Linked DNA regions of Homo sapiens: region 2 is linked to region 1. A link is a contact called in ENCODE Hi-C or POLR2A ChIA-PET data. All regions are on one chromosome and are shown on one strand. Each heading gives the region's core, a stretch centred on a gene start or an enhancer-like site at or near the end of the contact. The rest is flanking DNA. Distances are from core to core; before and after follow the strand shown. Region 1 holds the start of ZSWIM5 (zinc finger SWIM-type containing 5). Region 2 has its middle 40 kb from the start of ZSWIM5.

Evidence for each region. A loop is a pair of places that touch in the nucleus more often than their neighbours do. ChIA-PET counts read pairs that join two places held with the same protein, here RNA polymerase II (POLR2A). Pooled maps may share reads with other maps.
Region 2: a loop to region 1 is called in a pooled map, with 4 times the contacts of the local background. The contact joins the enhancer-like site here to the promoter of ZSWIM5 in region 1. A Hi-C loop is called at or near these places in 5 of 50 pooled maps. POLR2A ChIA-PET finds 5 or more read pairs at or near these places in 4 of 52 experiments (HEK293, HepG2, PC-9 and 1 more).

Annotation. Positions count from the first base shown.
Region 1 is chr1:45,204,885-45,209,262 of GRCh38, reverse strand. It overlaps ZSWIM5 (zinc finger SWIM-type containing 5), which reads left to right and starts at 2,658. Exons shown (of 14, transcript NM_020883.2): 1 at 2,658-3,507. The coding sequence starts at 2,913. RefSeq lists silencers at 2,432-2,851, 3,052-3,211 and enhancers at 2,280-3,179, 3,180-4,080.
Region 2 is chr1:45,244,580-45,248,957 of GRCh38, reverse strand. No RefSeq gene overlaps it. Among named protein-coding and RNA genes, the nearest start is that of ZSWIM5, 40 kb to the right of the region's middle. Within about 2 kb of position 2,122, at least 3 of the 41 ENCODE cell types and tissues checked have a DNase peak (open chromatin) inside an H3K27ac peak, as active enhancers do; they include PC-9, where a contact is called at or near this core.

The sequences.
Region 1 (4,378 bases), core at 1,409-3,908:
GCCCACCATCATGCCCAGCTAATTTTTGTATTTTTGGTAGAGGTGGAGTTTCACCATGTTGACCAGGCTTGTCTCGAACTCCTGGCCTCAAGTGATCCACCCACCTCAGCCTCCCAAAGTGTTGGAATTACAGGTGTGAGCCACCACGCCCGCCTAACATGGAGCTTATAGTCTATTTTGGGAAACAGACATTAAGCAAATAAACACATAAATATAGGCTAGGCGCCATGGCTCACACTTGTAATCCCAGCACTTTGGGAGGCTGAAGCGGGCAGATCACTTGAAGCCGGAGTTTGAGACCAGCCTGGTCAATGTGGTAAAACCCCATCTCTACTAAAAATACAAAAATTAGCTGGGCATGGTGGCATACACGCCTGTAGACCCAGCTACTTGGGAGGCTGAGGCAAGAGAATCACTTGAACCCAGGAGGCGGAAGTTGCAGTGAGCCAAGATTGTGCCACTGCACTCCAACCTGGGTGTGACAGAGTGAGACTGCATCTCAAAAAAAAAAAAAAAAAAAAAAAAGACAGTAACTGATTAAATCAGAATAACATATTCATTGATTCAAAGTGCAAATATTTTCTGAACATCTTCTATGTGTAGGCATTTTGGCAGGTGGTAGAAATAGGCCCTTACATGGAAATGGTTCCTGCCCTTCCACAGCTCATAGTCTAGTTAGGGGGACAGGCATTAAAGGAATATTCGTTCTCCCAAAAAACTCTGATAAATTATAGGAAAGAAAATAGTGTGTGTTATGGAAGCCTGTAAATGTGGTACCAGATTCAAGGTGGAGTAGGGATTATGCTATTTTGCAGTAATCTATTTATAGTTATTTACAGATATAAATCCATTTACCAATATAAACAGATTTCTTTTTCTTTCTTTTTTTGTTTTTTTAGAGAGGGTCTTGCTCTGTTGCCTGGGCTAGAGTGCAGTGGCATGATCATAGCTTACTGTAACCTTGAACTCCTGGGCTCAATCAATCCTCCTACATCAGCCTTCAGGGTAGCTAGGACTACAGGGTGTAGGCCACTAATCCCTGCTATTTTTTATTTCTTGTGTAGAGATGGGGTCTCCAGTCTGCTCTGTTGCCCAGGCTGGTCTAGAACTCCTGGCCTCAAGGGATCCTCCACTTTGGCCTCCCAAAGCCTTGGGATTACAGGCATGCGCCACTGCATCTGGCCTAAACAGATACTTATTGAGTACCTACTACACTGAATAAGCAAACAATTTGAATTACTTCTAATTCCAGCCAGCCTGGGCAACATAGGGAGACCGCCCCTCTACAAAAATTTAGAATTAGCTGGGTGTGGTGCTGTGCATCTGTTGTCCTAGTTATTCTGGAGGCTGAGATGGAAGGATAGTTTGAGTCCAAGAGTTTGAGGTTGCAGTGATCACCCCACTGCACTCCGGGCTGGACATCAGAGTGAGATCCTGTCTCTAAAAAAACTTTTTTTAAAGTGAATTATTTCTAATTCTTACAACATTTATGTGTAGAAGCATTATTACTAGCTCCCTTTTGCAAATGATTTAATAGAATCATGAATAGCATCACACACAGCAAGTGTGATTCACACCCAATTCTGCCTGTGCTCTTTAATTCTGAGATTACAGCAAAACCAAACTGTGGCTCCAGCCTGTCTCCAATCATTTACTCTCTTCTTACTCTTATTTTATCCTACACTCTAAATCTCTCTTACTTTGAAGGGCAAACTCAACTATAGAAACTCTTTTAATACAGTTCTTGGAACGTTTTAAAGTTGTAGAGATTAGTTTGTCAGCAAATTCTGAAATAATCTGAGCTTTCTTGATCGAGCAAGAAACAGTAACTTACAATTGCGTGTTGTTTATGGAGTTAGTGATGAAGCTGCCATTCTTGAGCACCCACTATGTGCCAGGCAGAGGATAAATTATAGTGAAGGAAATAGACATGATTCTCACTCTCATGGAGTTGACAGTCAGACATTAAACAAATATATAAAAATACAACTATGTAAAGGTGTAGAAGACTGAGCCAAGTGAGGAAAACATGAAAGACCTAATTCAGATTGGAGGTAGGGGATCAGAGAATTCTACCAAAAAACACGCAAAAGTGTTTTGTATTCTAGGATGCAAGGTGCTAAACCCTCCAAAAGACCCCACCAGGATGCAACCCCCGTGGCGATAAGATCTTGATGCCCCATTGTCAAGGGGTGGTGCGACTTTGTCCCACTCTGGGGTGGGGTGACCGCCGGCTTTATCCTACATTGTTGTGGCGTGAGGTGAGTTTTCATCATCCGAACTTTCTGATGTTTTCCCCTAGTGTCTTCTTTCCCAGCGTCTTTCTGCCAGATCTTCCGCTCTGCTGTGACAACCTCCTGTCACATCAGTACCGTTGGAGCTGGATTGTTTTTTTCTCCTTGTACCCCGCGAGCCTATAACTTCACGGAGGCGGCTCCTTGGATGGCTTATGGCCCCGCCATTTCATTCAGTCACACAGTCCATTCCTGTCTGGCCGGCGGCAGGTGGGTTGGAGGTGCGCGGGCGGGCGGGCGGGCGTGCGAGAGCGTCCGGCGCTCCTCTCCCCTCCGCGGTCGCCGGATCCGCGAGAGCGCTCGGCTCGCGTTCTAGGCTGTTTGCGCCTGGAGCGCGCCGCGGGCCCGCGCTCGCTCCCGCCTGTCTTCGCGTCCGCGGCGGCCAGGACACCGCGCGCCGCCTCACGCTACCCTGCAGGCCGCCCGCGTCTGCCCTCGCGGCGCGCTCCCGGGCCCGGCCGCGGTTCCCCACTCGGGCCGGCTGGCTCGCGGGTTCTCTCGCCCCGCCCCCCTCGGCGCCACCGCTGGGCGCTTGCGCGGGGCGCGTGGCCGTGGCCAGGGTCTCCGCCGCAGCCCGAGCAGCCGCCGCCGCCTCAGTCAGTCAGTCAGTCCCCAGCAATGGCGGACGGAGGTGAGCGAGAGGAGCTGCTCTCGCCGTCACCGGTCTCTCCGGCTAAGCGGCAGTGTTCGTGGCCCAGCCCGCAGGCTCATCACCCTCGCGGTTCGCCTGGGGCAGCCGGCGGAGGGGCAGGGGGCGTCGGCAGCAGCTGCCTGGTCCTCGGGGCCCGCCCCCACCTGCAGCCGGATTCCTTACTGGACTGCGCCGCCAAGACGGTGGCGGAAAAGTGGGCATACGAACGGGTGGAGGAGCGCTTCGAGCGGATCCCGGAGCCCGTGCAGCGCCGCATCGTCTACTGGTCCTTCCCGCGGAATGAGCGGGAGATCTGCATGTACTCCAGCTTCCAGTACCGGGGCGGCCCCGGCGCCGGCGCTGCTGGCGGCGCCGCGGGGGCTTCGCCGGCCGAGGAGGGGCCGCAGCCACCCCCCGGGGCCGCCGCTCCGGCCGGCTCCGCCCCCGGGGGCGTCGCGGCTGGGGCATCCCCCGGGCTGGGCGCAGGGGCCGGCGCGGCCGGCTGCGGTGGCGAGGGGCTCCCGTTCCGCCGGGGCATCCGTCTGCTGGACAGCGGCTCCGTGGAGAACGTGCTGCAAGTCGGTATGTGCTCGTCCAGGCGTTCTCGGGTCCTCAGCCTCCTCTTCCGCGGGTGCCTCTTCTCGGCCCGAGCCCTGGGGCCGAGACCCCGGCCTTCTGCCCAACTCCTGTACCCCTGCCGAAGGACGAACAAGTCACAAAAACTTTTTTCAACCTTTCACTCAGGTCCACCACTGCTCTTTCCTCCACTGACCCTCTACCCCAATTTCTTTTTGTTTGAAGAGTGAATAGATCTCTCTTCTTCACTCTTTCTATTCCCCACACCAAGGCAAAGAGAATGGGGAGGTATGACTTTTTGGATGTAATAATTTCAGAAATGTGTTGTCCTAATTTAAGTTTGGAGAGGAGAGGATTGTTAGTAAATCTGGAACAAGCGGTTTTAGAGGGAGCGTTTGAGGGACAGACTGTCAGAGGCAATCTATAGCCCTAGCCGATTGAGTCTCGATGAAATTAACACTGGGAAAAAAGCCCCAACAAAATACTGCATGTTTCAGACAGTTTTAATTGTCTGCGTTAGGATTTTTCCCCTGGACCGGTGATGCTTGGGAATCTAGGCTGCGGACTAACAATAACCGAAGATGGAAATGTGACAGCTTCTCCTCCACACCCCCACCCAAGGAAAAAAAAAAAAAAAGCCATACAATCTGGAGTGGGGGTGGGGTCTCTCTTCCTTGTCAGACTGGGGTAAATCAAAAGCTGGTCACGCTGGGTTTTTCAAAAGCTTCTCATTTAACAAGTCCTATTTGCTTTTATCTTTTTGTTATGGAAAAATATATTATACAAATGATTTCTTCCTTTACTCCTCCGGAGCTTCTAGTCAGTTTGTTAATCTTATTAAATATATAAATACAGTGCTTCTGATTTGTGGAATGGT
Region 2 (4,378 bases), core at 873-3,372, 40 kb before region 1:
GAAGGCTGAGGCAGGAGAATTGCTTGAACCTGGGAGGTGGAAGTTGCAGTGAGCTGAGATCATGCCACCGCACATCAGCCTGGGTGACAGAGCGAGGCTGCATCTAAAAACAAAAAAAAAATCTGGCAGCCTTATGGGTTATTTCGTGAAGGAAACAGGCCCAAATGTGGTATAGTCAGCCTCTTTCTCCAGCCCTCTACCTCCCACCATTTTCGCTTAACAGGCTCATGAACAAAGTGGTCCTGCTTTCAAAATCTAAAGAGATCCACTAGGCACTGAACTTTTTTCTTAGGGGTAGGAAGTACAAGCTGCAACTTGTCCTTCACCTTGAAGAATATATCTTGCCATCCCTCAGACCATTAGACCCCTGAAAACTTCACTGATGTAAGTCTTTGTCTTTTATTTTTTTTCCAAGGCAGAAGAATTTTTCTTAGTACAGAACAAAATGGAGTCTCCCATGTCTACTTCTTTCCACACAGACACAGTAACAATCCGATCTCTCTTTCTTTTCCCCACATTTCCCCCTTTTCTATTTGACAAAACTGCCATCGTCATCATGGCCCCTTCTCAATGAGCTGTTGGGTACACCTCCCAGATGGGGTGGCGGCCGGGCAGAGGGGCTCCTCACTTCCCAGACGGGGCGGCTGGGCAGAGGCACCCCCCACCTCCTGGACGGGGCGGCTGCTGGGCAGAGACGCTCCTCACTTCCCAGACGGGGCGGCCGCCGGGCGGAGGGGCTCCTCACTTCTCAGATGGGGCGGCCGGGCAGAGACGCTCCTCACCTCCCAGACGGGGTGGCGGTCGGGCAGAGACGCTCCTCAGTTCCCAGACGAGGTCGCGGCCGGGCAGACGTGCTGCTCACATCCCAGATGGGGCGGCGGGGCAGAGGTGCTCCCCACATCTCAGACGATGGGCGGCCGGGCAGAGACGCTCCTCACTTCCTAGATGGGATGGCGGCCGGGAAGAGGCGCTCTTCACTTCCCAGACTGGGCAGCCGGGCAGAGGGGCTCCTCACATCACAGATGATGGGCGGCCAGGCAGAGACGCTCCTCACTTCCCAGACGGGGTGGCGGCCCGGCAGAGGCTGCAATCTCGGCACTTTGGGAGGCCAAGGCAGTCAGCTGGGAGGTGGAGGTTGTAGCGAGCCGAGATCACGCCACTGCACTCCAGCCTGGGCAACATTGAGCACTGAGTGAGCGAGACTCCGTCTGCAATCCCGGCACCTTGGGAGGCCGAGGCTGGCAGATCACTCGAGGTCAGGAGCTGGAGACCAGCCCGGCCAACACGGCGAAACCCCGTCTCCACCAAAAAAATACGAAAACCAGTCAGGCGTGGCGGTGCGCGTCTGCAATCCCAGGCACTCGGCAGGCTGAGGCAGGAGAATCAGGCAGGGAGGTTGCAGTGAGCCGAGATGGTGGCAATACAGTCCAGCCTCGGCTAGGCATCAAAGGGAGACCGTGGAAAGGGGAGATGAGGGAGAGGGAGACCGTAGAAAGGAAAGAGGTAGAGGTAGAGGTAGAGGTAGGGGTAGGGGTAGGGGTAGGGGTAGGGGTAGGGGTAGAGGTAGAGGTCTTTGTCTTAATCTGTTTAGCTACTGTAACAAAATATCATACCATAGAATGGGTACCTTATATGAAGATATTGGATATTCCTTATATAAAGAAGTAAATATAGATATTTACTTCTCACAGTTCTAGAGGCTGAGAAGTCCAAAATCAAGGCGTTGGCAGATTTGGTGTTTGGTAGGGGCTTGGTTCCTGGTTCATAAATGGTATCTTTAAGCTGTATCCCCATCCCCATATGATGGAAAGAGCTAGCTAGCTCTCTGGGGCTTCTTTTATAAAGGCACTGATCCCATTCGTGAGGGCAGAGCCCTCATGTCCTAGTCACTTCTTAAAGGCCTCACTTCCTAATACCATGACCTTGGTGATTCATTTTCAACATAAGAATTTGGCGGGGGAACACAGACATTCAGAACATAGCAATTTCCTGAACTTTTATGATGTTTATTTTCCACTCCAGGCTATGCATGTGTCTTACAAAAGCATCTAGTCAGGGTATTTGTTATGTGACTTCCTGTTCATTGTACAGTCAGCAAAATGTCAACTACTTACAGAAGTTGGTTAGGTGTTATGGAAAGGTGATACAATCAAAGTCTCTACAATCTAGATTATGACAGAGTTGGAGAGTAAACACAGACTTGAGGCAAGATAGTGAAGTCCGTTTTCACACTGCTGATAAAGACATACCTGAGACTGGGTAATTTATAAAGAAAAATAGGTTTAATGGACTCACAGTGCCACATGGCTGGGGAGGCCTCACAATCATGGCAGAAGGCAGAAGGCAAAAGGCATGTCTTACATGGCAGCAGGCAAAGAGAGAATGAGAGCCAAACGAAAGGGGGAAACCCCTTATAAAATCATCCAATCTTGTGAGACTTATTCACTACCACGAGAACAGTATGGAGGAAACTGCCTCCATGATTCAATTATCTCCCACCAGCTCCCTCCCACAACATGTGGGAATTATGGGAGCTACAATTCAAAATGAGATTTGAGTGGAACACAGCCAAACAATATCACCCACTGGCATTCCTGACTTGCAGAGAATGGCCAATACAGAGCCTTTCAAGGATGGTAGTTCTCCTCTCACCAATGCACTTCTCAAAGCTTGGGTTAAAGGAGTCTCTTATATTTTTTGGAGACTACTGTAAGTAATCATTCTGCCATCTTAAAATCAGAAGTCCTAAGCCTTTCCCTTTTCAAACCACTTAATTTGTCTTTCATTTCTATCATTCCAATGCTCTTATTATCAGTAACCTCTCGTTACTAAATCCAAGGGACGCTTCAGCCTTTAGCAGCATTTAACAATTTCTATTCTTGGCTTTCATGTTGTCATTCTCTTTTGGAGTTTATTACATATCTCTGCTTCTTCCTCATCTAATGGCTGGCTCTTCCTCCACTATTCATCCTCCAGTGTTAGGGTGTTTTAGGGCTATTTCTTCAGCTCTTTTCTTTTCTTGCCACACTAACTTCTCTCCTTAGATGATTTCATTCATTGTCATCATTTCGGTTACCATCTATATGTCAGTTGTGCTCAACTTTATCTCCAGGCCAGAATTTTCTCTCCAACAGTAGACATAGAAAACTGACATTATTATCTCTGCCCACTCCCATCTTCATCTCCATTGTTCTCCATTTTACAAAATGGTTCCACCATCCAGTAATTGCTGAATCAAAGGGGTTTATTCATGAGTCCTCAAATTTCTTCACTCTCACATCAGTCCCAACACCAAAGTCTATTGACTCTGTCTCTAAATACATACATATATATATGTATATAAATTTTTAAATAGAGATGGAATCTTGCTATGTTGCCCAGGCCTGTCTTGAACTGATGGCCTCAAGCAACCCTCACACTTTGGTCTCCCAAAGTTTTGGGATTACAGGTATGGGCCACTGCGCCCAGCCTAAATACATTTCTGATACATCAATTTTTTCTCTACCTGTATGTCTACACACTAGTATTTAGTTGCCATGTCTTCCTGGTTTCTCTAGTCTGTAATAGTTTCTCAGTCCTCCCTTGTTTTTCATGACCTTGATTTTCTTGAAGAGTACTGGCTAGGTAGTTCATAGAATGCTCCTCAATCTGAGTTTGTACTATGTTTTCTCATGATTACACTGGACTTTTAGGTTTTTGGAAAGAGTATCACAGAGGTGAAGTGCCCTTCTCATTAGATCCTATCAACAATGAGTGATACCCACATGATATCACTAATGACGTTAACTTTCATCACTTGGTTAAAGTGGTATCTGCTAGCTTTCCATGCAGTAAAGTTACTATTTCTCCCTTTCCCTGCTTTATCCTTTTATAGAGAGTTACTCTGCATAGCTCATCTTTAGAAGGGAGAGGGTAGAAATTAAGCTCCAACTCCTCAAATTGAGAATATCTATATGTATTATTTATAACTCTTCTGAAAGAAGATAAACCACTGGGTTTTTTTGGTGTTTTTAAAATTAATATATAATATTTGTACATATTTATGGGGTACATGTGATACTTTGACACATGCATAAGAATGTGTAATAATCAAGTCAGCATATTTAGGCTATCATCACCTTGAGCATGTATCATTTATTTGCATTGGGAACATTTCAAATCCTCTCTTCTAGCTGATTTGAAATATACAATACATTATTAACCATAGTCATCCTACTCTGCTATTGAACATTATAACTTTTTCTTTCTGCCTAACTATATGTTTATACCTATTAACCCACCTCTTTTCATCTCCCTTGCTTCACACACTCTTCCCAGTCTCTGGTAACTCTCATTCTACTTTACCTCCATGAGATCAACTTTTTTAGATTCCACATAT